Regions from separate parts of the Homo sapiens genome. Here region 1 is linked to region 2. The links are chromatin loops, found by intact Hi-C in ENCODE. Cell type or tissue: B cell. All regions are shown on one strand. Each heading gives the region's core, and the rest is flanking DNA. Links, peaks and the distances in the headings are about the cores only.

Evidence for each region. Peaks named below come from ENCODE experiments on the same cell type or tissue, not always from the same donor. Only the 100,000 strongest peaks of a DNase experiment are listed, where the experiment ranks them.
Region 1: it touches region 2 in a loop (2.7-fold over the local background); 15 of 110 quality-filtered maps call a loop at or near these places.

The regions. Positions count from the first base shown.
Region 1 is chr3:195,199,665-195,215,714 of GRCh38, forward strand. All of the region lies in intron 2 of XXYLT1 (xyloside xylosyltransferase 1), which reads right to left. It also overlaps the pseudogene RNU6-25P. Among named protein-coding and RNA genes, the nearest start is that of XXYLT1-AS2, 60 kb to the left of the region's middle. RefSeq lists enhancers at 7,034-7,561, 7,562-8,087, 12,157-12,738 and a silencer at 12,252-12,425. In B cell, for the core only: no CTCF peak of the experiment used is centred there; DNase peaks (open chromatin) are centred at 5,126 and 8,790.
Region 2 is chr3:195,137,356-195,153,405 of GRCh38, forward strand. The region is part of intron 3 of XXYLT1 (xyloside xylosyltransferase 1); the gene reads right to left. It overlaps XXYLT1-AS2 (XXYLT1 antisense RNA 2), which reads left to right and starts at 10,516. Exons shown (of 2, transcript NR_102711.1): 1 at 10,516-10,750; 2 at 14,902-15,501. LOC105374296 (a long non-coding RNA gene) reads right to left here and starts at 13,955. Exons shown (of 2, transcript XR_001741088.2): 1 at 13,733-13,955; 2 at 11,916-13,303. It also overlaps the pseudogene RN7SL36P. RefSeq lists enhancers at 1,687-2,188, 2,189-2,688, 10,234-10,343, 10,584-10,633, 12,862-13,071 and 2 more. In B cell, for the core only: no CTCF peak of the experiment used is centred there; DNase peaks (open chromatin) are centred at 7,366, 10,416, 11,326, 13,286 and 2 weaker places; H3K4me3 peaks cover 2,842 bases; H3K27ac peaks cover 2,408 bases.

The DNA of each region.
Region 1 (16,050 bases), core at 4,682-12,681, 61 kb after region 2:
GTCTCATAGGGGTTATCATCTATCTGCTCCCATCAGGATTCCAGGTACTCCCAAAGATGGCTGTCCTGACAAAAATCAGGCTGCAGAGATTCCCCAGCCTCGCAGTGCACTTGTGTTGGGCCTTAGATAAGTCCTTTCCCTTCCCTGGGTCCCATGTGTCCACTGAAAATGAGAGCATTAGACTTATGAGCCATGATGGCGTTTCCCCAACTGGTGTTTGGGAAACAATGGTCTGTAAGTCATTTAGGATAATGTAGAAAGGAGCATTCCATGTCAAGTTAAGTTGGGACCTGCTGGTTAGTCAAAGCTAAACAGACTTCCTAACTGCCATTCTTCTCAAAATCTCCAGCATGATGGTGTACACTGTGACCCTCCAAGAAGGGGATTGGAAGCTCTGTGTATCCACATATTTTTCCATCGCTGCTTTTCACATTTCCCATAAAGATCTTTCCTGGAACCTGCCATTTAGGGGATGCTGCTCTGCAAGACCTTCCAAATCTCGCGCTCTAGAAAGCCGTGAAGCAGCGCGGTTCCAGATCTGGCGCTCTGGAAAGCCGTGAAGCAGCGTGGCGAAGCACCCAGGAGCTGTAGTCATTCTGCCTGGGCTTGAACTCCAGCTCTAACCAGCCAGCTGGGTGACCCTGGCCATGTTACTTGAGCTGCTTCTTTATCTGTAAAATGGGATAAATGACCATTCCCACTGCCAAGGGTGGATTACATGAGATAATTCATCCAAGCACACAGTGGGTTCACTGGTAATAATAGTGGTGGTGGAAACAATGGTACTGGAATTCCATTGCTTCTCTGGAATCAAGCCTGGAAAATGCTTCTCCCAGTACTTACTAAAAGACATGCAACAGGACATAGCACTTGCCTTTCATGACCAACTTGGCTCCTCCCAGGCAAGGGCTTTGGCGACCAGGGTTCACTGACCTACAATCGGTTGACTCACATGAACACCCTCACAGCCTGTGCAGGGCAGGAATCTAGGACTATACTGCAACATGCCCCAAACCTGGAAACATCTGTCTAAATTAGGCGGGAAGAAGTGCCAAACAGGTTTACTGTGGCCCCATCAGTTACTCGTTAGTTTAATGATGGCAGTCACTCAGTAGAAAGAGCTGTGGGCCACAAGAAGGAATGCTGGGCTCTGGCCTGTGGTCCAACAGGAGCTCACGGGTCCGCTGGCTCCATCCTCTACCGTGAACAACCCCTCAGGTCTCAGTCTCCCCACCAGTAAAGTTTAGAAGTGAAGAAAATCAGGTTCTCAACTAGAGATGTACATTGAAGTTACCCAGGGTGATTTTCTTGAAATAACCCTGTCCCAGCCCAACCCCAGACCTACGGAGTCAAAAATCTCTATTTTTACTGTATATAAATTTTAACTCAATTTAAAAAAAATCTCTGAGTGCTGGAATCCAGGCAAAGTATTTGATAAAGCTCTCTGGGTAATTCTGATCCATCATCTTGTTCAGAGCCACTGGCCTGGATAACCACAAGCACCTCTCCCAGAATCTTCTAAGAAGTCACTGGACTTCGAGTTCCTCTGTGAAGAGAGTGTCTAACCCACTGCCTTTTAAATCAGTAGCTAGACAAGGCCAGGATTTCCCTAGAGTGCATGTGAGGAAGGGCCCTTGCTCCCAGCAAAGAGGTGCTCTATCTATCCTGGGGTCCCCAGCACACACTTTTAACCCTTCTGCTTCTGGGACATTCCTTACAGCTGCCTGTGTCTCTGGGGGTCCATCTCAACCTCTGCCTTTAAGTCATCCCAATGTATTCTCAAACCTGTGCCAACAAAAGCAAGACTCAGACGCTCCTCTCAAATTCTATACTCACTTTATCCCAAGTCCTATCTTGAGGCTGTTCCTTGTTGATGATCCCATTTCCGTCCCTCTGGACTCAGAAACTGTACTGGAGCCTCAGGTTTCTCTGAAAAGGCTTGGGCTCACTCCAGTGGCTTTTCACGCTTTTGGCTCTGCCAGATAAAACACCCATGCTGGCTGGCCCCTCTAGACCCAACTCCCAGCTGGGCAGATGTACACATTTCAGGGACCATCTAAATTTCACAGGACCTGAGTGCCCAAGGGATAAAGGCATTACAACCTGAGGCCTAGAAGGTCCCAAAGCCATGGTATTATGATTAATTCCAAGTTTGGGACTTAGCTGCTCCTCTGCTCCTCCCCTCCATCCGCACAGGAAACCAAGAGCTAACCGACAACTAAGACTAGACAGGGCCGGGCGCGGTGGCTCACACCTGTAATCTCAGCACTTTGGGAGGCCAAGGTGGGCGGATCATGAGGTCAGAAGTTCAAGACCAGCCTGACCAACATGGAGAAACCCCGTCTCTACTAAAAATACAAAAATTAGCCAGGTGTGGTGGTGTGCACCTGTAATCCCAGCCACTCAGGAGGCTGAGGCAGGAGAATTGCTTGAACCTGGGAGGTGGAGGTTGCAGTGAGCCGAGATCGTGCCACTGCACTCCTGCCTGGGCAACAGAGTGAGACTCCGTCTCAAAAAAAAAGAGTAGACAAGGACTGACGGAGGCCAACTTCAGACTTGGTCTCTGGAGCACTGAACCCCACTTTGCTCCAGTGTTGTCAGAACAAAGAACTATAGAGACACTGTCCCCCAGTCACACAGAAACAAAAGATACCAACATTGAGAACTAATCCCAAAACAGACAATGGAATAGGGCAGAGATTGCAATATTATCTTAAAGAGACCAACTAGGTCCCTGGCCAAAAAAAAAAAAAAAAAAACTGACAGTAACCTGATAGAATAATTAACAAATCTAAAAACGTGTCAATCCAAAGATGAACAGAACCTCAAAACCACATGCTGTCCAATATTATCCAGTAGAGAGAAGACTTGGCCATAAGCTTTAGAACATTCTGGTTCCTCTACCCACCATCTTTCTTCAGCTTTCACTGCCACATATAAAGACTGCCATGTCTACCAGCAGCCCCAGAAGGTGAAAATCTGGGACCCCTAAGAATACTTGTTGATTTGGGGTCCACAAGCCCAAGCTAAGAGGATATCTTGAGACTATCCGATGCATAGTTTCCAGTCCTCTGTATCCAGAGATAGCCACTTAGGTCATCTTGGAAGAAGAATTATTTTAGATAAATTCAGAGAAGATAGTAGGCCATAACTATTCTTAAGGACAAGAGTAGTTCATTTCTCTGTTAGCACACTACAATTCACAATGTAGAAATCACAAGATAATTTTTTTTAATAATCTTGGAATGAAGCCTTTTCTAGGTGTGACACAAAATCTAAAAGTCACAAGATAGACCTGACAACACAAATTAAAAAAAGAAATTTTGTATAGATGGGCTCTCACTATGTTGTCCAGACTGGGCTTGAACTCCTGGCCTCAAGCAATCCTACTGCCTCGGCCTCCCAAAGTGCTGGCATTACAGGTGTGAGCCACCACACCTGCCCACAACACAAATTTTTTAAAAACCTTCATAGAAAAAAAGTTAAAAGACTGCAAAAAAAAAATGTTTTCAACGTATTTCAGGGACAAAAATGCTTATTTCCTTAACAAATACAGAGCTCCTTGAAATTACTAAACATCAACAACCCAATAGAAAAATGGGCTAAGGGCATAAAGAGTTCATAGAAAAGAAATTCAGTGATTCTTACCATATGAAAGGAGATCCAATTTCACTCAAAAGAAAGGAAAGAAAACTTAATATTCTATAATGATATATATTTCACCTATCAAATTGGCCTGTACCCACCCCTTCACCTCACTGAAAATCCCTGGGGGCCCACATATCCTTCAAGACAGCAGCAGACCCCATGCCACCCCCAGGCTTGGGACTGACAGCAGTGCAGAGAAGGAACATGCAGGCACCAGAGAAAACCCACAAAAGAAGTGAATCGAACATTAACATCTCCCTCTGTAAAACACAAAGAACAGAGCTCTAGCCACCACTCAGGCCTTTAAAGTAAGGAGCAAATGGCCTGACAGACACATTCTCTCCACTGTGTCAGTGTCTCTCCAGCAGGATTCCTCCGCCCAGTGTTTTTGCCATTGGCCTATTATTTATTCCTCACAGCCCCTTGGAGCAGTGTGCTGGGACTGTCATCCTCCATGCTGATGGGGCTGTGAGGCCAGGCACTGCTGTGCTTCTTGTCTGAGGTCATCAAGCAACTTGGGGACACATTAGTCAAGTCAGCCCCCGGAACAGAGGCTGAGACGAAGGTGGGGGCATCAGTTGACAGCTCAGCAAGGGAGAAGAAAGGCTGATAACCAACTGAGGAAATGACGGTCATGTCAGACACAGCCCTAAAGGAGGCGGCGAGGCAAGTGCTTTTAAAAAGCCTCAGGTTTTTGCTTCTAATAGAGCTTAGAATTCACCACACATAGTGTTAGAGAAAACTATCATTGGCCGGGCACAGTGGCTCACGCCTGGAATCCCAGCATTTTGGGAGGCTGAGGCAGGTGGATCATGAGGTCAGGAGTGCGAGACCAGCCTGGCCAGGATGATGAAACCCCATCTCTACTAAACATACAAAGATTAGCCGGACGTGGTGGCAGACGCCTGTAGTCCCAGCTACTTGGGAGGCTGAGGCAGAAAACTCGCTTGAACCCAGGAGGCAGAGGTTGCAGTGAGCTGAGATTGCACCACTGCACTCCAGCCTGGCGACAGAGCAAGACTCTGTCTCAAAAAAAAAAAAAAGAGAGAGAGAGAGAGAAAACTACCATCATCTTAAGCAAAGCTGGCATGGGTCTGTGGCTAAAAGGTCCTCGCTTTCTCTCTCCCTGACACACACACGCACACACACACACTCACTCTCTCACTCTCTCTCTCTCTCTCTCTCTCTCTCTCAGTGGCATCTTCGTGTTCCAGTCTGAACTGCTGGCCAGCCAGCCAGCCAGGTCAGGGATGAATGACAAGGTGGCCCAGAAGACCAGTCCTGGCAGCCACAGTGGCCGTGCCGAAGCCTGGTCTGTGCAGGGACTGTGGTCTTCATGGGTTGCTCAGGCAACTCAAGTATCTCACTACCCACAACCCGCAATGTGCTGCAGAAGCCAAGACGAACTTCATTAACACGCTTGACCTGTGGCAACCCTCATGACCCAGCAGCCCTGCAGAATCCAGCCAGGCTAGGAAACGCAGGGGCAGACAGTGAATAAATGTCTACAGCCCTCCGCTAAGATTCTGTGACACTGTTTTCAGATACACCCACAAAAAGGAAGCACTAATAGACCCAGCTGGGGACAGTTTATAAAGCAGTTTCACATGCAAGATAATCCCAATCACGCAAGATCATCAGAGCACAAATTTTCCTCCCCAGTTGCGAAGTCAGAAAATAGAGGTGGAGGGAGAGAGGACCTCTGGTTTAGAAGGGACTTGAGAAACACTCAAACATTGCTGTTGGGATTTTGCCAAACTCTGGAAAAGTCTGCCAAACTCTGGCAAATCGCCAAACTCTGGAAAAGTCTGCCAATTTTTTATAAAATGAAACAAGTAACTACCAAAAGACCCAGCTACTGTACTTTCAGGCATTTATATCAGAGAAATAAAAATTTATGTCCATACAACAAAATGCAGCTTTATGCATACTAGCCGCAAACTGGGGACAACCAAGCTGTCCTTAAATGGATGGTTAAGCAAACTGGTATATTCGCATGATGAAATACGACTCAGCAATTAAAAAGTGAATTACTGACACGCAACAACTGGAATGAACCTCTTGAGGATTATGTTGAGAAAAAAGGCCTATCTCAAAAGGTTACATACTTTAGGATTCCATTGATACACATTCTTGAAATACAGAAATGAAGGAGGAAATTAGTGGTTGCTACGGGTCAGAGGAGGTGGGTGTGGCTGTAAAAGGCAGCACGAAGGATCTTTGTGGGGATAAACGTTCTCAGCTTGATGGTATCAAAGTCACTATCCTGGCCGGGCACGGTAGCTCATGCCTGGAATCCCAGCACTGTGGGAGGCCGAGGCGGGTGAATTACCCAAGGTCACGAGTTCAAAACCAGCCTGGGTAACATGATAAAACCCTGTCTCTACTAAAAATACAAAAATTAGCCAAATGTGGTGGCAGGCGACTGTAATATCAGCTACTCGGGAGGCTGAGGCAGGAGAATCGCTTGAACCCAGGAGGTGAAGGTTGCAGTCAGCCGAGATCGTGCCACTGCACTCCAGCCTGGGCAACACAGCAAGGCTCTGTCTCAAAACTAACAGACAACAACAACAAAAACAATATCCTGGTTGTTGTATTTGCTATAGTTTTTGCAAGATGTTACCACTGGGGGAAAGTGGGTAAAGGATCTCTGTATTGCTTCTTACAACCTCATGGTAATCTACAATTATCTTAAAATTTAAAGTTTAATTTTTTTTTTTTTTTTTTTTTGAGAGGGAGTCTCACTCTGTCACCCAGCCTGGAGTGCAGTGGCACGATCTCAGCTCACTGCAAGCTCTGCCTCCCGGGTTCACACCATTCTCCGAGTAGCTGGGACTACAGGCCCCCACCACCACGCCCAGCTAATTTTTTGTATTTTTAGTAGAGACGGGGCTTCACTGTGTTAGCCAGGATGGTGTCAATCTCCTGATCTCGTGATCCACCCGCCTCGGCCTCCCGAAGTGCTACGATTACAGGCGTGAGCCACCACGCACGGCCTAAAGTTTAATTTTGAAAGAGAGAATGGGAAAGACTCAAGAGTCAACCAAATGAAACATGTAGTCAATTCAAGAATGTGAATCCTGCATGGATACTAGATGGCAATAAGGTGATTATTTATTGTTAGTTTTGCTAAATGTAATAAAAATAGCGCATTTAATACAAATAGTACTTTCCAGCCAGTTGCGGTGGCTCACACCTGCAATCCCAGCACTTTGGGAGGTCGCGGTGGGAGGATCACTTGAGGTCAGGAGTTCAGGACCAGCCTAAGCAACATGGTGAAACCCCATCTCTACTAAAAATACAAAAATTAGCCGGGCGTGGTGGCACGTGCCTGTAATCCCAGCTACTCAGGAGGCTGAGGCAGGAGAGTCACTTGAACCTGGAAGGCAGAGGTTGCAGTGAAAGATTTGGCCATTGCACTCCAGCCTGGGTGACAGAGCAAGACTCCGTCTCAAAAAAAAAAAGTACTTTTCTGTTAGAGAGACTTATCAAAATATTTAAAAATAAAATAAGATCTGGTATTTGCTTCTGGGGGAGAAGGCGATGGGTGGGAGTCGAGATGAAAAGGGGCAGGCCATGAGTTGGTAACTACTGAAGCCGGTGATGAGTACACAGGCATTCATTATGCTCTCCTCTCTCCTTCTGTGGATATTTGAAATTTTCCATAATAAAAGGTGGAGGGGGAAAAAAAAAGGCCCACGGAGGATGTTCAGTGCCTCGCCATCAGTAAGAGAGAGAAACAAGGCTTTAACCTGGGTCTTCAGACCCTTCTACCACAGGCTGAGCCAGCCTGGAAGAGCCACGAGGGCAGGTGAGGAGCTGCCCCGGGCAGACTGTGGGATGGCTCGCGGGTCTGAGGAGCGCCTGGGGCATCGGGCCTGCAGGTCCCATGTTGTTGCTCCCTAATCAGCATATGGTGTGCAAAGCAGCCCCACACACAGTTGGTGGCACTGCAGATGGAGGCCACCAGGCCCGGGAGACTCAGCTACATCAGAGATGCCACACGTCTGGCTGGGCAGGAGGGCTCCAGGAAACAGCCAGCCCTGCCCTTCTTCAACAGAGGGTTTGGAGGTTCTCAGGCAACAGGAAAACAGTGACTTTATTCTACTCACCTTGGAAAGTGGGACCGACAGACAGGCCTTCTGTTATGTGCAAGATGTTCTACCTTGTACAAGAGGTGTACACTCTATGGAAAAAAGATAGCCTTGCTCAAATACCACATCCTCCTCAAAGCCTTCCCCAAATTCCTTAGCCAAAGGTGCCGCCTCCTTGGCACTTCACAGCTCTCTCTGTGCTGAGATCCCCTTGTATCAGTTACCTACTGCTGCATAACAAGTTAACCCAAAACTTAGCAGCTGCAAACAACAAATATTTATTTATCTTACAGATAAATAAATAAGCTGTAAGATAAATATGTTATTTATCTGAGACAATTCAGGCAAGCTTAGCCTCTGGCCCACGGGCTGCAATCAAGGTTGGCTAGGGCTCAACTATGTAAAGACTCAATTCCCCTCTCACTCGTGTGGCTGCTGGTGGGCCTCAGATCCTCCCTGGCTGCTGGCCAGAGACATCAGTTCCTCACCATGCAGGCCTCTCCACAGGGCAGCTCATATCATGGCAGCTGAATTCCTCCAGGCAAGGCTCAGAGAGAGAGACAGAAAGTGCCCAAGACAGAAGCAGCAGGCTTTTATAACACAGTCCCAGAGTGACAGGCCATCACTTTTGCCAGATTCTATTCACTAGAAGCATGTCAATAAGTCCAGCCTACATCAAGGGACAGGGACCCACCAGGGCACGACTCCTAGGAGGCAGGGATGACCGGGGGCCGTGTTAGAGGCTGCCCACCACATACCCCAACAGAGGTGGTATTTGGATGACACCTATTCCTTTCTTTTTTGTATGACAGGTGTTTGTACATTTATGTAAATGTCCAATTCCCCAACTAGAAAGTGAAGTTGTGAGGGCAAACCGCACATCTGACTCACATCTGTTCCCCTCCCCTCCTGTGCCTAGCACAGCACAGCATCCAGTCTCGGTGTCAGCTCTATATCTGAGAGTGGCAGTCAGCCCACCTGCCCACTGCCCACACGCCTGCCGAAGAGGCCCAGCTGGCTGCGTGTGGCACCACATGGTCCCACCTGCTCTGGTCCTGGCTGACTGGACCAACCACAACAAAAAAAATGAACAACGTATGACCTGCAGGCTGGCCTATGGGAAAATACCAAGAGACAACGCTCGTGACGGGAAAGTCACAACAAAGGCCATGCAAGCTTCAGTTCTGCAGGAACAGAAAAGCACATTTTTAGAAGGCAGCTGTAGAGAGGAGAAAATAAAGAAGTGTAGACAGAAACAATTATTCCATTAGAGAAAGAGAGAGAAGAAATCACCAAAAGATGGGTCCCAGAGCTACCCCTAATAAACCCTCTGTCACTGAGCTGAGCTGCATGAGTCCCACTTTCTCACGGGGGAGCGAGGTGAGGGAAAAGGAAGGGCAGACAAAGAGCGTCCAGAGTCCCCGGGAGGTCACTGGGCGAGGGCCACGACACCCAGCAGGGGGCTTGCAAGAGGAGTTTCCTTGAGGTTAGCTCCCAAATCAGCTCACAATCAGAAGCTCACTCCCATCCTAGGTGCCGTGAATTCTCCAAATTTCACAGGTCTGTGATTAAGGACTATGACAAACCTTATTATGTGATCAATGATGCTTTAAAAGAAAAAATACTGTACCTGACTCCCCCAACCCAAGACAGAAGGGAAGCCATCGCCCACCTCCCCTTACGTGGCTCACTCGCCTCTCAGGGGGAAGCTATCTCCCAGAGTGTAAGATGCCAGTGGGGTTAGGACAGGAACCGGCTCACCCTGTTAAGAAGCCAGTCCTCACTAGGGCAAGAAGCCTGTATGGAGGACAGACAGAGGAAGTGCAAAAGCCAAGGGTTAAGGCAGAGGAGACCTACGCCAGGTCCCCGGAGACAAGCCGCTCTCAAACTGTCTTGTCATCGAGTGCCACACCCGCTGGACCCCACTCACGTGGTGGAGTCACTCCGCTGCTGCGTGCTCCTGTCCACACAGGGTGGGAATCCTCCTCACCCCCTCGGCCCCATCAAGGGCTTTCAGATTTTACAGAAACGTTCCGGCTCTTGCCATCTCAGCCACATCAGGCCCGACTTAGGACCCTCTGGGACCTTTACAACCCCAGAGGTCAGTGTCAGGCAGCCCCACCGAAGCCGCACACTTGGGCCCTCCTGACAGGCAGAGCCGGTGACAGGGCTCGGGCGAGGCCTTCAAGCCAGAACGGAGAGCTCAGCAAGCCCAGGCAGTGGGACGGCAGAGTGTGGGTCTGAACCAGAGAAAAAGGCTGCAGCACAGGAGGGATGACCGGGGAGCAGCAGGAACGCTGACCAGGAAAACCCGCCAGGCAAGGGGAGGCCGGGCCCACACCCTGCAGCCCACTCTCTCTGGAGGCCCAGCTATCGCCCGGAATATTCCAAAGGCTATCCAGAAGCCAGAGTAAGGGGACAGAAAACGGAAAAGCAGGCCCGAGACTCCGTCCAAGGCGGCTGACCAGCAGGACCTGGCCATCAGCAACTACACACAGGACTTGAGTACAGAAATGAGTCTTCTCCAGCCAGGGACAGTGCACAAAGTTCGGGACAAAGAGAAGACGCTCAGCAGAGTCAGCCCCAGAGGCGGCTTGGCAAACACACCAGAGGGACACACAGGGATCTGACACCATCTGGGCAGCAGCAGCTGCAGTCCAGGCTGAGGCCCCGGCCGCCCGCACACCCTGGCCCAGAATGCCTGCTCGGCCCCTCCCCCAGCCTTCACCCCAAGCCTTCAAGGCTAACCTCTCCTCATCCTCCTCAAAGCTTCCTCTCTGTGCCCTGACAGAACTGACAGCACCTGGTGCATTCTCCGTGCAAACAACCCCCACACCCCGCTGAAGTCAGGACAGGACAGGACGCTGCTCTGCTGACCTCTCGCCTCTTGCTCCCTGTGTGACACCCACTCACTTGGGGTCCCTCCACCAACCGGAAGGTGAGCTCCCCAAGGGCAGGACTGCTGTCGTGCCCCAGTGCCCTGAACACAGTGGGCAGGAGGACGGACTCCTCATGGGTGAGGCGAGGCCCAGAAAAAAGTTGGCTGACGTCCTGGCAAGAAGTAATAAGAGCCAGCTGATGCCTTTGACCGATAGCCAAGAATTTAAAAGAAGATCTTGACAAATTAAAAGACAGAATCTAATGAAGGGGACCAAAACGGGAAATATTACTGTTCAACCAATTTGGCAACTATTTTCATTAGCTTAGAAAGAGCTTCTGGCATTAAATTAGTAGAAAATGGTCTCTACCACGTTACTATTTTTAGCATTTTATGACAAATTTGCTCAGCTGTCCCTCTTCAGAATAAGAGAACCGAAATGCCTCAAATTTGCTCCATAAGAGCTGCCAGAAAATAGTTTTCACTGAAATCACTGGACACATGTTTATACCCTTTGTTCAGTATTTGTTCAGATGTTTTCACTCAGGCAAGTTCCTGAATGTCTGTTTTTTCCTTTGCTTTCTTCCACACCAAGAACCCCTGCTCCTCCCCCCAGCTGAACGCTGACAGTCAAGGGCAGCACCCGCCACAGCAGGAATCAGAGTTCTCCAGGCTTGGGGAACCATCAAGAAATGGCTATCCCACAAATTCAAGCTCCTGGTTGTGACTAACCCTAAGGAGTGTTCAGAGTCCACTGGATTCACCAGAAGCTGCGGGATTCCACCCCCAAAGGTTCTCCAGTGGGGTTCAGAAAAAGGGCAAAGGCAGGCCGGGCATGGTAGCTCACGCCTGTAATCCCAGCACTCTGGGAGGCTGAAGCAGGTGACTCACCTAAGGTGAGGAGTTCGAGACCAGCCTGGCCAACATGGTGAAACCCCGTCTCTACTAAAAATACAAAAATTAGCCGGGCGTGGTGGCTCACGCCTGTAATCCCAGCTACTTGGGAGGCTGAGGCAGGAGAATCGCTTGAACCAGGAGGTGGAGATTGCAGTGAGCCAAGATCGAGCCTCTGCACTCCAGGCTGGGTGACAGAGCAAGACTCCATCTCAAAAGAAGAAAAAGGGCGAAGGCAGTGAGCCAGCTCTGGCAGACTGAGGGGACCCCTAAAATAAAGTAGTTCAAGATAACACCTAACAAAACGGTATTCATTTAATTCATTTGATGAATATTTATTGACTGCCTACTATGTGTCTGTATCGCTCTGGGAACTGGGAACACAGCAGTGAATGAAACACACAGAACTTCCTGCCCCCATGGAGCTTACATCTGGGTGGGGCAGATAGATGATCAAAACAAACAAAAAAAAGCAAAATCCATTCCACATGAGCAGACGATAAGAACTATGAAGAGAAAGAAAGCAAGGAAGGGCCAGGGCCCTTCATCACAGAAGATGAGCACGATTTCACACAGGACGGCCAGGGATGGCCTCATTGCACAAAGATCTGGAGGAGGAGAGGGGGCAAGCCACGGAATGCCACCGGGAAGATCTGGAGGAGGAGAGGGGGCAAGCCACGGAATGCCACCAGGAAGATCTGGAGGAGGAGAGGGGGCAAGCCACAGAATGCCACCAGGAAGATCTGGAGGAGGAAAGGGGGCAAGCCACGGAATGCCACCAGGAAGATCTGGAGGAGGAGAGGGGGCAAGCCACAGAATGCCACCAGGAAGATCTGGAGGAGGAGAGGGGGCAAGCCACAGAATGCCACCGGGAAGATCTGGAGGAGGAGAGGGGGCAAGCCACGGAATGCCATGGGAAGATCTGGAGGAGGAGAGGGGGCAAGCCACGGAATGCCACCGGGAAGATCTGGAGGAGGAGAGGGGGCAAGCCATGGAATGCCACCGGGAGAGTGGCCCAGGTGGAGGGAGCAGGAAGCGGGGGTGGCCACGGTAGGGTGAGTGACAGCACAGTGCAGGCTGAAGCCAGGGCTGCTGGATCCGATGGGATCGGATCCGACAGGATGGGATGCGAGGATCTGCCACTGGGAAGAAAAGGGCCTTGCCCACAGGCTCACAGAAACGTGGTAACGGAGTTAAATTCTGGTCAGCTGCACCTGGTGTGGCCTTTTGGGGACACACAGAACAGGCTGGGTTCCAGTTTCCCAGGACAGCCCTTCAGAAGACAGTGAGTCTTCTGGGGCAGGGTCCCCAAGCCCCATGCGAACAGGTACAGGTCAGTGGCCTGGTAGGAACCCGGCCGCACAGCAGGCGGTGGGAGGCGGGCCAGTGAGCATCACCACCTGGGCTCCACCTCCTGTCAGATCAGCAGCATCAGATTCTCAAAGAAACACAAACCCTACTGTGAACTGCGCATGCGAGGGATCTAGGCTGCATGCTCCTTATGAGACTCTGACGAATGCCTGATGATCTGAGGTGGAACCGTTTCATCCCAAAACCAGCCCCCAACCACCCCTCGGTCCACTGAAAAACTGTCTTCTGTGAAACCAGTCACTGGTGCCACAAAGGCTGAGGACTGCTGTTCTAAGGCGTTTAGGCCCAGTTCCCTTGAGGGTTGATGTTGAGAACCCTCAGTCACCCTCTGGGTTGAGATCCTCTGAAGCCACTTGTTGGTCAGTGCCGCGAGGGCGCTCCACCCATGGTATGCCGCCAGACCCACACCTCCTCTTCAACAACTCCATCCCCGGGGCCCCCACCACAATTCATGATCCACGGAAAGTCCTCCCAATCCCTCTGGGTCCAAGGCAAACCCAAAGCTATTTCAAATCTGGAAGTACAACCAAGTAAGTGAATAATTAAAATGGCACACCCAACGACATGCTCTATTGGCAGGGGACAGGAAAGGCTGGCTGATATGAGGTAGCTTTGGCTGGAAGGTGAGGCTTTCCTGCCCACATCCGCATCCCAACAGAGAGCTACACAAGTGTTATTTATTACGCTAATCTGAGGGCAGCACTTCTTTCTTTCTTTTTTTTTTTTTTTTTTGAGACGGAGCTTCGCTCTTGTTGCCCAGGGTGGAGCACAATGGCACAATCTTGGCTCACCGCAACCTCCACTTCCTGGGTTCAAGTGATTCTCCTGCCTCAGCCTCCCGAGTAGCTGGGATTACAGGCATGCGCCACCATGCCCAGCTAATTTTGTATTTTTAGTAGAGATGGGGTTTCTCCATGTTGGTCGGGCTAGTCTCAAACTCCCAACCTCAGGTGATCCACCTGCCTCAGCCTCCCAAAGTGCTGGGATTACAGGCGTGAGCCACCACGCCCGGCGAGGGCAGCATTTCTTAAAGTGAGTACTGTGGAAAACCCGCTCTCAGAATGTGAATAGGTATTCCTCAAAAAGGCATTCTGTGGTCAATCGTGTGTAAGCGATGTTGGTTACACAAAGCTAAATGTTTTTTACTGCAGTACCTATCAGAGCTTTTGGTTTGCTCCAAAGGGAAAAGTACTAATACTATCTAACACTTACCAAGCATCTCTCGGTATCAGGCCCTGGAACTTTTCACACAGTATCTCAGCCAGTCCTCCCCACCACCCCGGTGAGGCCTACATGGTCACTATTCCCATTTTACAGACAAAGAATGCTGCTCAGAGAAGGCAGGTTTTCACTCACGATCTGTGTTAGGAGTCACGAGGGGTTTAGGCAATACCAGATGTGATTTTGGTTTCTGAAAGCAAAACATTAGGAGCCATCGCAGGTGGGAGATTCAAAAGCCACTGTTACCTGCATCACTGGGGTGGAATGCAGAACTCTCTGGTAAACCAGGTTAGAGAATGTGGCTTAGGCTCAAAGTCTGAGCAAGACCTTAGACTCCTCCAGCCCCGTTTGCCTGAGGGGTAGAGAAGACAGCAGAAAGCAGTGTCCCTTCCCCTCCTCTGCAGAGGTCAGCCCCGTTACAGTTCACTTCTCCTGCCTCAGGGCTAAGAAGAAAATTCCAGAAAGAAGGAAAGCCCCCTCTGTGCATGGGACCATGCTCACTAGTCAACAGGGTCCTGGAATCACATTCTATTCCACCCTCCTATGGGGCAGAATCAGGGAGGGAGGAGGCTCTCCCTCTTCCCTGCATCAGCCAACCAGGATACTAAAGGGCAGAGTGAGACCTCACTCCCAGGCCTGCTGACCCCACCCATGTCCATCCTAAACCAGCCCCCACCCCCGTCAATCCTCAGACCACTTCTTTCTGAAGCAAGCAGGGGCCACAGGGCTAACTATGGGAACCAGCATGCACCGTCAGCCCCTTTCAGTCAGGATCTCAGAGGCTGGAAAACCATCTACATACGGCATCCACAATCGTAGGGGGGCAGTGGCGCCCTTGTGTCTGCTTTCTCCTGGTACTGAGGCTGATGGAGCAGGGGCAGAGAACAGGCTGCCCTGGAATCTCCAATCCTTATCCACTGTACCCCAGGTTCCAGAACGCACGCACATCCCCCTGCAGGAACCCTCCCCTTAGAAACATGTCTGCCTCATGACGGCTAATTAAACATTGATTACTGGTGCTCGCTTCGGCAGCACATATACTAAAATTGGAACGATACAGAGAAGATTAGCATGGCCCCTGCGCAAGGATGACATGCAAATTCGTGAAGCGTTCCATATTTTTGGAAAAAATGTTAAGGGCAGCCAGAGAGAAAGGTCGGGTTACCCTCAAAGGGAAGCCCATCAGACTAACAGCGGATCTCTCGGCAGAAACCCTACAAGCCAGAAGAGAGTGGGGGCCAATATTCAACATTCTTAAAGAAAAGAATTTTCAACCCAGAATTTCATATCCAGCCAAACTAAGCTTCATAAGTGAAGGAGAAATAAAATACTTTACAGACAAGCAAATGCTGAGAGATTTTGTCACCACCAGGCCTGCCCTAAAAGAGTTCCTGAAGGAAGCACTAAACATGGAAAGGAACAACCGGTACCAGCCGCTGCAAAATCATGCCAAAATGTAAAGACCATCGAGACTAGGAAGAAACTCCATCAACTAACGAGCAAAATAACCAGCTAACATCATAATGACAGGATCAAATTCACACATAACAATATTAACTTTAAATGTAAATGGACTAAATGCTCCAATTAAAAGACACAGACTGGCAAATTGGATAAAGAGTCAAGACCCATCAGTGTGCTGTATTCAGGAAACCCATCTCACGTGCAGAGACACACATAGGCTCAAAATAAAAGGATGGAGGAAGATCTACCAAGCCAATGGAAAACAAAAAAAGGCAGGGGTTGCAATCCTAGTCTCTGATAAAACAGACTTTAAACCAACAAAGATCAAAAGAGACAAAGAAGGCCATTACATAATGGTAAAGGGATCAATTCAACAAGAAGAGCTAACTATCCTAAATATATATGCACCCAATACAGGAGCACCAAGATTCATAAAGCAAGTCCTGAGTGACCTACAAAGAGACTTAGACTCCCAAACAT
Region 2 (16,050 bases), core at 5,676-13,675:
GCTCCAATCTGGCCACAGTTTCTGCACCTTTGCCATTGGGCTTTCGGCACTGGTCTTCTGCACCATGGATAAGAGCACAAAGCCATGTTTTCCCACATGGGTAAAGGGTGGGGTAAGGGTGTGCACCTGCCTGTAACCTCAAAGACCGTGAAGAGAAAGGGGCTAGTGGCAGCTTCATCCAAGGCAGAAGGTGATTCCTTCCTGCACAGCACACTCCCTTTCTAGGCCAGGACAAATTCCTTCTGGCTTCAGAGGTGGTGCTGCTGCGCACTCTACATTTAACCTCTCCGTGCTCTGTAAATACTGCCTGCTTTGGCTTCACAGCACCAAGGAAAGTTATGGCTTGTATCGGACACGGAGAAAGGGAGAGGGCTCTGATGGAGCTGCTCTGTGCTTAGTATTATGTCATGTGTACATGACATCATTGTATTCTCAGCTACTTACTGAGTACCCTTAAGTAGGTCCTGAAGGCCAGTGATTCTCAAACAGGAGGAAGAGAGGGGTCATAAACCCTTGCAGGTCAGAACTGGCAGGCAGGCTTTATCAGACACACCCTTTCTGCCTGCATAGCAACATGTGAGTCCCAGATCTCAAATATGCCATGGAAGGGGAGGTTCTCGTTTTATAGCCCATATGCTGGGTGTCTCCCCATTTCACAGATGAGGAAACAGAGGCTTTAAGAGGTTTAAGTATGTTTCGCAAAGTCATTTGGCCAGTAAGTGATGGAGCCAGAAGTCAACCTCAATGACAGAAACTTTGCCAACATTTTAGTCTATCTCCACAATGGCAATAAGAGAAGCAAGTTATCTTCCCAGGAAATTTAAGTGATTTGGTTTTATTCCTGCTAGGGACTTCAGTTCCCTCCGCTTCATGCCATCATTTGAAAATAATAACCAAGCCTTAAAACTACAAGATGTAATTAGAGAGCTGGACACTGGCTGGAGGAATGGTTTCCGTGCCAGGCCCTACCTAGACTGGATTTGTGAGACTAGGAGGGGAGAGGCTGGGCAATATTTTACTAGTCAAGGGCCTGGTCCTTGACTAATAAGGTCATAGCCTTGCAGAGGGAGACACGCATTCATGGGAAGCGTCTGTCCTCCAAGCCTGAGGAGTGAGGGCCACAGCTGGGTGCAGGCGGCCCTCAGAGAGGCTTTATGGAACTGGCAGCATCTCACCTGTGCCTCGAAGAATGAGCAGGGCATATAGAAAAGTGGGCTGGAGGCCAGGTGCAGTGGCTCATGTCTGTAATCCCAGCACTTTGAGAGGCCGAGGCGGGTGGGTCACAAGTGAGGAGTTTGAGACCAGCCTGGTCAGCATGGTGAAACCCCGTCTCTACTAAAAATACAAAAATTAACCAGGCATGGTGGCGGGTGCCTATAATCCCAGCTACTTGGGAGGCTGAGGCAGGAGAATTGCTTGAACCTGGGAGGCAGAGGTTGCAGTGAGCCAAAATTGCACCACTGCAGTCCAGCCTGGGCAACAAAGTGAGACTCTGCCTCAGGAAAAAAAAAAAAAAAAAAAAGAAAGAAAGAAAGAAAGAAAAATGGGCTAGAGAGAGAGCATCCTAGTCAGAGAGAGAGCATCCTAGACAGAGGGAGAGCATCCTCAAGGGCCCCAAGTGTGGAAGACACCTGTGTGGGCAACAGCCAGGGGTTCAGTGCAGCTGAAACAAAAGTACAAGGGGAGCTGGTGAGAGGAGAGGTGGGTGCAGGGAGGGAGTAGCTGCCCCCAGTGTCAGGCTAAGGAGTTCGGCTTTTAAAATTAGTCCAATGTCTAGCATACAGCAGGTGCTCAGGAAAGCTGGAGACAGAGAGTCATCAGTTAGTTTGGGGACATGGAAGTGGGTAGGCGGTCCCTTGGCTGCAAAGCTCCCGGGTAGACAGTCCCTTGGCTGCAGAGCTTGGAGCTGCTAGTGACCCAGGAGACTACGTCTGATGTGAAATGAAATTGAAAGTCGAGCAGAGAGTCTGGCTAAGACCTTCTAAGAGGCGGAAAATGATGTGGAGGCAGGGAGAGGGAACCAGGCCCCCAGAGTCAGAATAGGCAGCAGGAAGGACATAAGGCCTGCTGCTTACGGATCTCTCATCTCTGTCCACAGTCACATTTGGCAAAGGTACCTCCACGTCGCAGGAGTGCAGCCACGGACGCTTTCACAGTGTGCTCAGCCGCTCAGCTGCAGGCATGGGGCCAGCCCTCTAGGCTATATACCTCTTGAGGGTGGGGTCTGTGGCTTGTTCAGAGCCTGGCCCTTAGCAGGTCCTGAAGAAGTAACTGTGGAATTCTTTACTAGATAAGCTCAGATGTGCCAAGATGATAAGACAAAGGCCCCTTCCCAAAAACACTCCCATGACTGAGGCCAAGCCCACATGAATCTCCTAAGTTTATCTTGGGTAATGCCAGGGCCAGGACACATAGGTGAGTTTCACAATGGGAGCCTGCGTTTCCATTCCATTCCCCTCACAGAGTTGGGGTGGGCTGGGCTTGGCTGTATTCACCAACAGTCCCTATGGACTTCTCCCAGATGAGGACCCCTCCCAGCTTCTGGAGATTCTGTGGCAGACATAATACAAGCCCATCCAGGAGGCATAAGGCGACATCTCCCGAGCCCTACGTGCTGGTCTAGGGAGCAACACCCTCTCTGCAAGACATCTTTAGGCTCTCTGGAGTACATGAACACAGGTGAGTCATCCTTTTACAGTCACAGGCTGAGAGGGTGCAGCCCTGGTGAGATTCTGACTTGTAGCTAATGTGCACTAAAAGCAGCTCTTGGGAATTTCTGAGACCAGCCAGAAATCAATGGTGACAATAAAGCATTTACACTTTTGAGCAGAGTTACCTCATCTCAACTTCGATTCCTTGATTCCTTCTGCATGGAATTATGGCCAAATCCCAGTGGTTAGTTCTCAAAATTAGCAAATTAGTCTATAGGCAACGTTAGCACCACCCAATAGAGAAAGCCTAATCCTTCCTATTCAACCCATGCCCAAATACCAGCTCCGGAGGTGGCACGGACTAGCAGAGGATGTGGGAGGCACCCTTACTGTTATGGACAGCATGTATGGCCCCCACCCAAATTTACATGTTGATGTCTACATTAGTCTGTTCTCACACTGCTATAAAGACATACCTGAGATTGGGTTGATTTATGTAGAAAAGAGGTTTAATAGACCCACAGTTCTGCAGACTGTACAGGAAGCATGGCCAGGAGGCCTCAGAAAACTCACAATCATGGTGGAAGGTGTAGGGGAAGCAAGCACATCTGCACATGGCAGCAGGAGAGAGAGTGAGAGAGAGAGTGAGAGAGAGAGTGAGAACAAAAGAGAGAGAGCACAAGAAGGGGGAAGCACTACACACTTTTAAACAACTGGATCTCATGAGGACTCATTCACTATCACGAGAAGAGCAAGAGGGAAGTCTGCCCCCATGATTCAATCACCTCCCACCCAGCCCCTCCTCTAACACATGGGGATTACAATTCAATATGAGATTTGGGTGGGGACACACAGCCAAACCATATCAACGTCCTAACCTCCAGTGGGATGGTATTCGGGGGATTTGGGGGAGTTATTAGGTCATGAGGGTGGGGCTCTCATTATGGGATTAGTGCCCTTATGAGAGACATGAGAGAGCTTGCCTCACCTCTCCCTACCTCTGCTCTCTCCATCATAAGAGGATACAAGACGGCCATCTGCAAACCAGGAAGTAGGCCCTCACCACATACCTGATCTGCCAGCACCTTGATCTTGGACTTCCCAGCCTAAAGAACTGTGAGCAATAAATTCTGTTGTTTATAAGCTACCTAATCTATGGTGTTTATTACAGTAGCCTGAACTAAGACACTTGGTAAGATTCATCTATACAGTCAGGGCACTTTTACTCTTTACCTTGAAAGTCCAGTCAAAAGCCAAATTCCAGTGCAAGAATAGTCCAACACTCCCCTTCCGGCTCTAACAGATGATAGGTCCAGATACACTGTGTTACGTGGCTCTGAAACAATTCCAAATACTTGCATAGTTTGCTACGTGAGTGTCATATGTTTTTCTATGATAAGAACTTGGAGTGAACTCTCCTTCCCCTTGAGAGAAAATGTTACATCATCAAATCTTATAAGACCCCGTATATGACCTCAACTACTGGGCTTCAAATTACGTATAAACTCAAGGCTTTGACATTCTAAGACCTCAGGCTATGGCAGGGCTACACTGCCAGCCACCTCTCTCAGGTGGCAAGTTTATGCCAAAATGAGGCCACACTCTTAACCGCCTCTTCAAAGACCGAGAGCTCAGTGGGGTCACACTCCATTAGCCTTTGAGCAAATCTCAGAACCCTTGCCAGCCAGCGCCAGCCAGCCAATGCTCTGGGAATCTAACGTGTTGTCCAGCATCTCCACTGTGTGGGTCATCTCTCCCAATGGCCACCTGTGTAAAGGTACCCCTCACACTTTAGTTAGACTTTACTTCCCACAGAGGGCTGCTTCCCGCCTAATTGAGCGACTAGACTCTAGTAATTTTGGAAGCCACTCACTCCATGGCTAATGCATTCCCTGAGAGAATTGTTCTCATTATTCTGCCCCTTTTTAGGCATTGTGAACCAAAGGAAAACAAAATCTCTTTGTGTAGCAATAAACCACGTGATTCATGTAATCACAACTTTGATTATCTCCTTATTTCAACCATAGAGAACACGATGCTGACCCCAGCGGTTATTTCTGACCCCAAATATGTAAGCCCTCCACAGCCTCTCTCCCCTGCCTTGGTTCCCTCCCCAGTCTCTCCTCTTCCGACCCTCCCTGCTCCACCACATCAAGCTTAGGTTTGCTGGTGTCTCCCGAGGCCTGGGACAGCCCTGGGTCACACTTGTTGTCCTAGTGCCCCCTCCCCAACCTTTGTTATCAAACGTGTTCTAGTTTAAACAATATATGAATGGTAACTATTTCTCATGATGTTTATCTTTACTTACTATGGTGGGCAGGCAGATCTAGAAAATGGAGTCTTCGGTGGCAGGGTCTCATTCAGACTGCTCACACTTTGGTTCCCCCTCTCCTTCCTTTTCTTCCAATTTTATCCCTCCTTTTGTCCCTGAAGGAACTTACCTTAGCTGGCAAAGACACCAAAATGTATCCTATGAGAACCGTAAGCCTGCTGTAGGTGTACCACAAATTCAGCTATAAGTTTTCTATTAGTCAACTGAAAAAAGGGGCCACCTAATTAGTTGTACAGAAGGAAAAAATAAGTTATCCAGGAGAAATACAACTATTCCTGACTGTAGACCATTTTCAGATGGGCCATCAAAGAGGCCACTTTGTGATGCCATTAGCAATGCCCTCAATGGCACCGCCGAGCAGGCAGCCGGGGCTGGGGCTGGGGTGCGTATGCACGCTGGGGTCTTCATGCGGCCAGCCCGCCCAGGCTTGCTTGGGAGGCAGCGCCGAACAGGGAGGATGGTGAAGTGGGAAGCAGTGAGGATATACCTGCCACATCACGCCCAGGCTGCTCCCTTCCCTCCTTCTCTCTCTTCCCTTTGGATTTCTCTCCCTCCATTCCTCCCTGGCCAGGCCTTCAACCTCCCAAAAGCATCTTCGGGCACCGAGAGGAGTTTAAAGATGCTCTTATACACATTCGACCTCTCAGACAATTAAAGTAATTGCACCTCTAAAAATGGTGAGTCTGGGGATCTTTTCATTTTCTTTCAAAATTGCATTTCTGGACACGAATTATGCTTGGCCTTGACATTTAGTTATTAGCTAAATCTGAGGTTAGGTAGAGAAACATTTGATGGAATTTTCAATTACCAATAAAAATCAGCTATTTCAAGTAACAGGAGAAAATGTTGGGAAAAAACAAAGTTGGAGTGCCCCTAAACAAAACTCTAGGGGTCAGTTCCCAAGAGCAGCCAACCAAAGCCTTGCGGGGTGCAGCCCACGGTGGGAGCATTTGGCCAGTTTTTTGCCTCAATGATCCTTTAAACCAGAGGTCTCAACCTGGCCATTCTTGGGCTCAGTCTGGTGCACAGATGTGGTTTTTTGGCCAGCAGATTGTCTGCTTAATTGTCGATATTTTGAAATCAGAAGCTTTTACGTTAACAACACAGAGTTCCGGCTTCTTTTGAAAAGAAAACAAATCAGAACATCTGGTAACACTGGGCCCACATTCACACAAAACAAAACACAGAACCATCAGAAACACTAGCCAGGAGCCAGGGCACAGAAGGGTTTTCAATCAACTGCTTTCCTTTCCTCTCTTCTACAATCCATTTTTAAATTGTAAAAACGTGTCTTACTTCCTGGAGGCATTTACCTGAAATTAAACTGCTGCAGGCTGTACCCTCAGTTTCTGAATCACATATGGGCTCTTCTTGTACCTGTTGCAGTATGTTACATTTACTAGATGATCACCTTTTCTTTTGAGAGCTAACCAAATGTTCTCTCATTATATATATATATATAGATAGATATATATAGATATAGATATATATAGATATAGATATAGATATATATATAGATATATATAGATATAGATATATATATATATATATTTATTTTTTATTTTTATTTTTTTTTTGAGATGGACTCTTGCTGTCATCCAGGCTGGAGTGCAAGGGCGAGATCTTGGCTCACTGCAACCTCTGCTTCCAGGTTCAAGCAATTCTCCTGCTCAGACTCCCAAGTAGCTGGGATTACAGGCACCCGCCACCACGCCCAGCTGATTTTTGTATTTTTATTAGAGACGGGGTTTCACTATGTTGGCCAGGCTGGTCTCAAACTCCTGACCTTAAGTGATCCACCTGCCTGGGCCTCCCAAAGTGCTAGGATTACAGGCATGAGCCACCGTGCCTGGCCAACCGCCCACTCCACTCCATCTCGAGTGTGATATGGCATGTGGACCGGGGACTGGGCCTCTTCTAATCTGATCGGTGCAAATGGCTGGCTAATCACATGCCATCCAGGTATTCCTGGGGTTGATTTGTGGGTTTTTTCATCCACAAATCTCTCCCAGATTCTGGCTGGCAAAGGGGGTCAAACGGTTCCTCCTTTTTTTTTGAGACACAGTCTTGCCCTATCGCCCAGGCTGGAATGCAATGGTGCAATCTCGGCTCACTGCAACCTCCGCCTCCCGGGTTCAAGTGATTCTCCTGCCTCAGCCTCCCGAGTAGCTGGGATTAAAGGCACGTGCCACCACACTTGGCAAATTTTTTGTATCTTTAGTAGGGACGGGGTTTCACCACATTGGGCAGGCTGGTCTCGAACTCCTGACCCCGTGATCCGCCCGCCTCAGCCTCCCAAAGTGCTGGGATTACAGGTGTGAGCCACTGTGCCCGGCCAAACAGTTCCTCCTTTCTGTTTCAGTTTCCCCTGCACCAAAAGGGCCTCAAGGATTCTACTACTCCTTTTATGCAGAAGTGTGTTTCCTTGATCCTCTGTGTGATGCCTTTAACCTTGGGCAGCAGCTAAAAGGGTGTGAGATGTGAGTAGAAAAGTGGCCCGCAAGACCAAGGTCACACTCCGTACCCCTCCTAAACCCTGCCAACATCTTGGCAGGAAGGTACCGGCAGAAGAAATAGGGGTGCCTTTTCTCTGCTCTGGTTATTCTTTGTAAATAATATGATTCACCCTTATGTCTCTACCTTGCTTAGACGCAATCTTCCAGGCTCTCTGAAAGCTGAATACCAATGAGCTGCAATTATACATCATCAGGAACATGAAAGTCCTGTTCACTGCTACCCAAGTGAAGAGCTAGAATTATCCTGCTTTCTTTAGAGTTCCAAGTTCGTGATCCTTGGGCCGGTCAACATAGGATGGTCCTAGCAGCAAAGGAAAGGATTTCCATGCAGAGACTGGGCTTGATTTTATTGAGAGAAGCAGCGGGCTTGTTTGTGTTTGTTTTTTTAACAGAGCCAAGGAAGATCAAGTGGAAGCCACGTGAATGGGCACCTCACTCCACGGTTACCAGCATTGATGGGGCCCTGCGAGCATCTCTGTGAAGCCACATGAACGGGCACATCACTCCACGGTGACTGGCACTGATGGGGCCCTGCGAGCATCTCTGTGAAGTCACATGAACGGGCACCTCACTCCACGGTGACTGGCACTGATGGGGCCCTGCGAGCATCTCTGTGAAGCCACATGAATGGGCACCTCACTCCACGGTGACCGGCACTGATGGGGCCCTGCGAGCATCTCTGTGAAGCCACATGAACGGGCACCTCACTCCACGGTGACCGGCATTGATGGGGCCCTGCGAGCATCTCTGTGAAGTCACATGAACGGGCACCTCACTCCACGGTGACCGGCACTGATGGGGCCCTGCGAGCATCTCTGTGACTTCACATTTCTGAAAGTCCATAGAATCCACCAGCCTCATAATGAGCGCTCGTCTACAGACGCAAGGACACCGCAGACATCCAGGCAAATCACGACATACTACGCCAATTCTGGCTCAGCTTCCTCTTTTACAAACAGTGATAGAGCAGTCCCCAAAAGGCAGACGGCTGGGTTCCTGGATCAAAACACTCCTTTGGGCAGCTCCTTGATGCTGGAGTCAATTCTGCTACCATGAAATAGAAGATCACAGGGGTTCTCTATGATCAACAGTAAGCAGCTCATTTAAAGAAGTCACCTAAGGCAGGAGGAGGAGACAGATGTTCAATTCAACCCCAGGCTCAGATTAAAAGTTTGATATTTCTATAAGAGCCAATTCTGCTGCTACCCTGGAAGCAGAGGGATGGGAACTTCAGATCCGTTTCACTTAGGAACCCACAGAAGAAATGCAGTCCTGTGGCTGAAGTCTGCACCTGAGATGGCCATGGAGCCATATAGAAATTCCCTTCATGTGGGGCTGGTCACGCTCAGCTCAGTCCTTTCCACACGTGGTTTGTTACAGAAGGTCCCTCTTGTACACATGCCACTGGGATTCAACTGTGCTATTTTGCTTTTTTTCCCCAGGAAGATGCTTACAGATAAGCCTTTCTGCTGCCTGGATTACAAATAAGGTTCTTTCAATGCGATGATGTTTATTTGGCATAGGAAACAGATTGCAGCAATGCAACAAAGCACACAGTCCTGCGGGCCCATCATCCGCCGCTGTGCCTCCACTGTAGCCCTGTCCAGACCCACGTCCCACTGCAAGCTCCTGGAGGACAGGGTCTGGTTTCTCTCTACTGCATAGCCAAACCCTCGGCAAATGCCTGCCCAGTGAGCTTTCTATTCGGGCACAGAGTTTGGTCTATCCCAAGAGCACTCTTAGAGGCTACGCCTGCATTGCAAAGCCAAACACCACTCCGAGAGACTTTTCAGAGGAAAGAAGGGAATGTGATACCCACTTCTTAGCATTTTGAAGGCAGAACTCCATTTTTGTTTGTTTGGTTTCTTTTTTTAGAGACAGGGTCTCGCTATGTTGCCCAGGCTGGAGTGCATGGCTAGTCACAGGCGTAATCCCATTACTAATCAGCACAGGAGTTTTAACCTGCTTCATTTCCAGCCTGGGCTGCTTCATCCCTTCCTAGGCAACTTGGTGGTCCCCCGTTCCCAGGAGGTCACCAAGTTGATGCCAAACTTAGTGCAGACACCCACAGAATTCCTGGGCTTAAGTGACCCCCCTGCCTCAGCCTTCCAAGTAGCTGGAACTACAGGTGCAGGCTACCATGCCCAGCTGAAGGCAGAATATTAAGCTGAGGGAGAGGTGAGCCACTCAGTAAAATTTACAGTTCCTACAGCAAAAAGTCTATGTATCTTGTCCATGGGATATCTCTAAACAGCAGTACTGACTCAGTGTTGACACCGCAGGCATTTGCGTTTTCATTAAGTTTTATCTACCCTATCTCCCTCACGTTATATCTTCCTTGAAAGCAAGAGGCATGTCTTCTACTTCGTAATTCCTCATGGGACCAATCCTATGGCTCACACACACAATGAGCCAAATAAAAAACTGAGAATAGGCTGGGCATGGTGACTCACACCTGTAATCCCAGCACTTTGGGAAGCCCAGGCAGGTGGATCACCTGAGGTCAGGAGTTCGAGACCAGCCTGGCCAACATGATGAAACCCTGTCTCTACTAAAAATACAAAAATTAGCCAGGCATGGTGGTCAGCGCCTGTAATCTCAGCTACTTGGGAGGCTGAGGCAGGAGAATCGCTTGAACCCGGGAGGCGGAGGTTGCAGTGAGCCAAGATCACACCACTGCACTCCAGCCTGGGCGACAAGAAAGAAACTATGTCTCAAACAAACAAACTGAGAATAACAAACTTTCCCATGGACTGTCTTTACAAACAAAAACTGAATGTGAAAGTAACTTCTCTAAGACCAGTAATGGGACTACAGAGCCTGACTTAGCAGCTGGCCAGCACCGCGGAGGAAACGCCCTCTGACTACACATCTGTTCCTGCATTCACTCAACAAACATCGAAGTGCCTGGCATTGGTCTGCACGGCATAAACAGAACAGAAGGGCTGCCTCCCAGTCCCACCCCTTCCACGCATTCACTTCCTCACTCATTCTTTCAGGAGACACCTGTGTCAGGCACGACGTGGTGAACTTTTAAAAACGGATTCAGTAGTACCAAAATACTCATAATGTGCAGACAGACAAAAGAACTGGAAGGAGTCGTGTTTTCAGACACAGGAAGCTTTTCACGTGCTCCACCTGGACCTCATCTCTCAGCCTCACACTCCGATCTTCAGCAGCCCCCGCTATGCGCCCGAGTCTTGGGACGTCATCCCGGAGCTCCTAGCCTGCCCGGGAGGCAGAGCCATCAGGTAAGAGACGGTCACAATGACAGCAACACAATCCCGCTTGGGTTCTCTGTACAGAGTTTTCCTTTTAAAATACCTTTTCCACTGATGTTATTTAAAAATAACAACCTCAGAGTAGACTTCTGATCTCTACCACAGGGCAGGTACATCCCTCCCTTTTTATGAGTAATTCCTGCAGGGGTTATAGCACGGCCTCCAGGTCACACGGGCTACACAAAAACACTTAGCCCAGTTTTCTAACTCCCAGGGAGTGAAGGAATCACTATTTTAAAAGGTGGCAAGCTTTTTTCTCCTTTACTCAGATTTAACTCTGATAGAAACTGACAGGCTCAATCTTGGTTAATTTTTTTTTTTTAAACACGAGAACAAGGTTCAAGAAATTCATCTTCAGGTGTCAGAGAGACGAAAAGAACCCAATAGCTTTTATCTTCAAGTCCTACATTTATGCATCTCGTAATGAGGGTGATGGCTGGTTCCCTTACAACGGAGGGCTTCATGCCTAGTGAACAACGGACCTGAATTTATATCAGCCATAAAGCCTTCCAGACGTGACGGTCACGCTAACATCCTGACATGAGGCAATCTGCAGAGAGATGGAAAGTGTGCTTGGCTAGAGGTTAGTGCTGCCTCTCTCTATTTTCTTCCCTTGTACCAACTGATTTCAGACTGAGGAACTTGAAGACAGAGTGACACTATGAGCTCATATAACTCTCCTCAGCTCTAAACTCGGCCACAGCAGATGTGTTTTTAAGAAACTAATAGACTGAAAATGACATTTACAGACGAAATGCTGTGACGACTGAGATTCGTTTCAAAATAATCAGGGGAAGAGGAAAAGTGGGTGGGAGGAGACATAAAACAAAGATTGGCTAAGGGCTGATAGTTATTGAGGCTGCATGGATATTATAATATTGGGGCATCCAGAAATATTACATGATGCTTTCTACTTTTGTATATGTTGAAAGGTTTTCATAGTAAAAAGAAAAATCATACCAAGAGACCAGCAACATTTATCAAAGAAGGCTGACTTAGGTATAAGGATGGTCAAGATACACTGTTAAGTGAACAAAAAAAGATGTACAAAGGTATAGAGAGTTTATTTACATATACACACACACACCCCCTGATAAAAATATAGAAAATTTCTGGAAAAATAATAACCTCCATATGCTATTCAAAACAAAAATGTATCACTTTTTAATGATGAGTTTTAGATAACAATTGTTTTCATCCGATGGGGGGGCAACAGGAGGAAAGGGCATAGTCGGCTTGAAAATGAGATAAACATCTCCATGGGCCAGGAACAGAACAGAAACCATATTGGAGATCAGGGCTAGAGCCATGGCTGGAACCTGGAAGCAAGCAAAGGGCCAGATGTTCACCCTCTGTGCAGCGTAGCAGGGACCAAACACCCCACGCACGGGGGAAAGTGGAAGCCAGGCTCAGTGAAACAGGGAGTGGGGGCTGCCTCGGGCACAGTCCTCGGTCTCTCCCCCTGTCCTCGTCCCTTCCTCCTCTGCTGCAACTATACTGCAATCTACATTCGTCCCTCCCCCCATCTTTGATCCCCTGGTTTCCAATATTCTCTGGGATATTAAAATGTTCTTCACTATTGCGGACTAGTTATTTTCTCTTTGTAATACTGTCTGTTTCTGTTTTGCAAATACCTTACAATGTTTAGGGTAAAGCCATAAAAACTGGTCTGTATAGATAAGACACTATTAATAAATGTATGATGGTAATTTCCGCAGAAGCGGGAAGGAGGGAAACACAGTACCAACACCCTAGCTAGCTGCGAGGAAGCCGGGAGATAACATATCCAGCGTTTTTGTCTTCCATAATAGGAGGCAGGCTTCTATGGCAGAGAATTCCCAAATTCTAGGAAAGGGGTTAAGATGCTGAGAAGCCAAAAGATGAGCAATAATTTTGCTAAGTTGTCAGCAGCCCCAACCGTACATATAAGGAAACTGAGGCTGAGGTTAAGTGACTTCCCTAGGTTCACAGAACTTATCAGTGGCCAAGCTGGGACTGTGGATAACGCTGCCACCACCACCCAGGAGTGCTGCTCGTGCTAGGCACCATAAATACATTATCTGATTCAATCTCCCTCAACTCTGCCACATATAGTGTTATAATCTCCATTTCTCATGAGCTAAAGAGACTAAGGCTCAGAGACGTCAAGAGACTTGCCCAAGGTCACACAGCAACTGAGTGGTAGAGGTAGTCAGTCCACACCCTCCCTTCTTCCCTCTGTGCTGGCGCTCACTCCCTCCCCAACACTCCCCTGGGAGCCCAGCACCAGTCCTTGGAGTGGGATGACGCAGCCTGCAGAGAAGCTTTCCTTCCGAGCGTCTGGAAGAACCCGAGGCTGGCACAGCACCATCAGCAAATAAAACCATGTGACTTAAAAAGGTGAACGAGCGGACATGATTAAAATACTTAACACAAAAGCGAATTCCCGCCTGGTGGCATGTTATCAGCAGCTGACAGGAATAGCCTGCCGCTTCCTCCTCAGGGTGGGCCGGGGCTCACACAGCACACGGCTGCCCGCAGAGCCTGGGGAGAATGAAACCGGAAGCCTATGCCGCCACCAACAAGCTCCCATTCAGAGGATCCTCAGGCGGCCAGCTCCACAAAGTGACCATAACAAAGGGCCACAGCCCACATACGCACACACTCACACACATATGCACACTCTCACACACTCACATACACACACACTCACACATACGCACACTCTCTCACACACTCTCACACACACACACACTCTCTCCCTCTCCCTCTCCCTCTCTCTCTCTCCATCACTCCAGGGTCAGCAGGAGCCCTGAAGCCTGAAGCCAAGCCATGACCAGGCCTCCTGGTCCCAGTGGCCTCCCCAAATGACCCAGTCCACAGTTGGGCTTCCTAACTCTACAGAGTGGTGACCTCAAGCCTGGAGCCTCACAGAGACCTTGAGGGCTGCCTCCCACCCCCTCCCTCTCTTACCCTGGTTTCCCTGCAAGCTCCCCTTCCGTCCCCTTTGTTCCTGTTCACTCCAGGATCTTGTAGGAGAGCCAGATCACCTGCTGCTGCTAAAAAGGGAAGTTTTACAATCGTGGGTAGAGGTGGGCAGCCAGATTTAGGAAAAAAGCGGGATATCTGTTAAAATTTAAATTTCAGGGTCAGGTGTGGTGGCTCATACCTGTCATCCCAGTACTTTGGGAGGCTGAGGCGGGCGGATCACTTGAGGTCAGCAGTTCGAGACCAGCCTGGCCAACATGGCTACTAATAACACAAAAATTAGTCAGGAGTGGTGGCTCTGCCTGCAGTCCCAGCTACTCGGGAGGCTGAGGCAGGAGAACTTCTTGAACCTGGGAGGCGGTGGCTGCAGTGAGTCAAGGTTGTGCCACTGCACTCCAGCCTGGGCAACAGAGAGAGACTCTGTCTTTAAAAAATAAAAAAATTAAAAAAATTTAAATTTCAATATACAATAAACAATAAACAATTATTTAGTATAAATAATTGTTTAGATAAACAATAAACAATTATTTAGTATAAATAAACGATTATTTATAAACAATAAACAATAACAATTATTTAGTATAAGTATGTCCTGTGCAATATTTGGGACATATTTAACATACAAAACACTTATTTGTTATTTATGTGAAGTTCCATTTAATTGGGTGCCCTGTATTTTAAATGGCAACCCTATATGCCTGGGGGAGGGATTGATTAGGAGAAGCCCAGAGGAACAAAGCGACTGGTAAAGAAAACACAAAAGAGGAGTGAAGATTAAGGGAGGGAGGGAGGGAGGGAGTGACGGAGGGGAAATGCTCTTTAATGAGGGTCTCTCTCACAACAGAAACTTCCACTATTACTTCATTTGAGTTCTCCAGTAATTCTCTGTGTTAGAGATATGTATCCCACTTACAGACCAAACAACAGAGGGTCAGAGAATCCAGTGACTCACAAAGTGTCACATGGGGAATTCACTTCTGAGTACGACCGAATGCTATTTCCTCCACATCAAGCTTCTTCGCCTGCTGCCACACCTTTAGAATTGTTATAGGCTGCACATAAAGAGGGCACAGCCGTTTACTTTTCTAATACTTTCATGAGGAAACAAATTCAAAATGGCACATCTTTACAAAATACAGTTGTCTATCTTTTAGATTCTCCTCTTGGCCCCTTATCCCAACTAAACACATCACCACTGAGGACCTGTCCAGGGGTTTAGCTCCTGATGAAGAGACAGAGAAAAGGTCAGAGAAAGGAAGGGTGACGCTCCATCCAAGATGACTACAGCGCTATGATTTCCAGATGGGGAAGGTCACGGATGCTGGACGCAACAGAATCTCAACAGGGACCCGAGAGAGAGAGGCTCCTCTCTCCCTACACTAATATCCCACGATCCCTGTGTCACTTTCCAGAACACACTGTCAGTTCCATGGACCTAGGATTATAAAATCCTGTAAGATTTATACAGAAAATATAAAAATCTGGGGAGGGGGAACTGTGAAACAATGTGAAAAAAACTATTTGTCAAATGGACAGTGGGGAATAACTTCTCCTCCCGCACCTCCTCCAAGCTTCTAACAACACTCATGGCACACAATACAGAGGAGACTGCCATAAAAATGACTTAAAATGTGCCCTTTTGAGGTAAAGTAACTATGGGACAAGTGACTATAAAAATGACACAGCTGGGGAGATCCAAATCTATTCCTGCTCAGCAAGTTTCCAGATTAAAATGTGTCTGCTTACCTAGTCAAGATTTGGTTTTGTGCTGTTTTGTGTTTAAATTTTCCTTTCATATAGATGCTAGCATGTTCTTCTTAAAATAAAACACTTGTCCACCTCACTCCCCTCTCTGGGGAGACCCCTTGGTGGTCAGAGCCCACTGCCAGTTCCATGGAAGTCCCAGGCAGGGGCAAGAGGGGACCTCTGTGGGAAGCAGTCTGACGGCCGCAGCAATGGCCAAGCCCAAGGGCCGAGACCGCCTGCTCAAGAGAAAGGCGGGCTGCGCTGTCCCTGCTTCCTCTCTCCCCTTCCATTCCCATCCTCTTCCTTCTCTCAGCCTCCCCACCCTAGCCCCACTGCCAGCCAGGTGAACACTCCAAAGCAGCAGATAATTAATGCCGGATCTCCCAGGTCCCCAGAGGTCCCCAGTCTTCTTGTGAAAGAAGGCAAAAAACATGCTCAATTCCTTGTCGGCCAGCCAGTACCAAGCCATTCCCAGCCCCAGCATGAGACTGCAAACGTTACAAGGCAATTCCCCAGAGCCAGCGGGGCACGCGGCAGGCAGTGCAGGGCTGTCATCT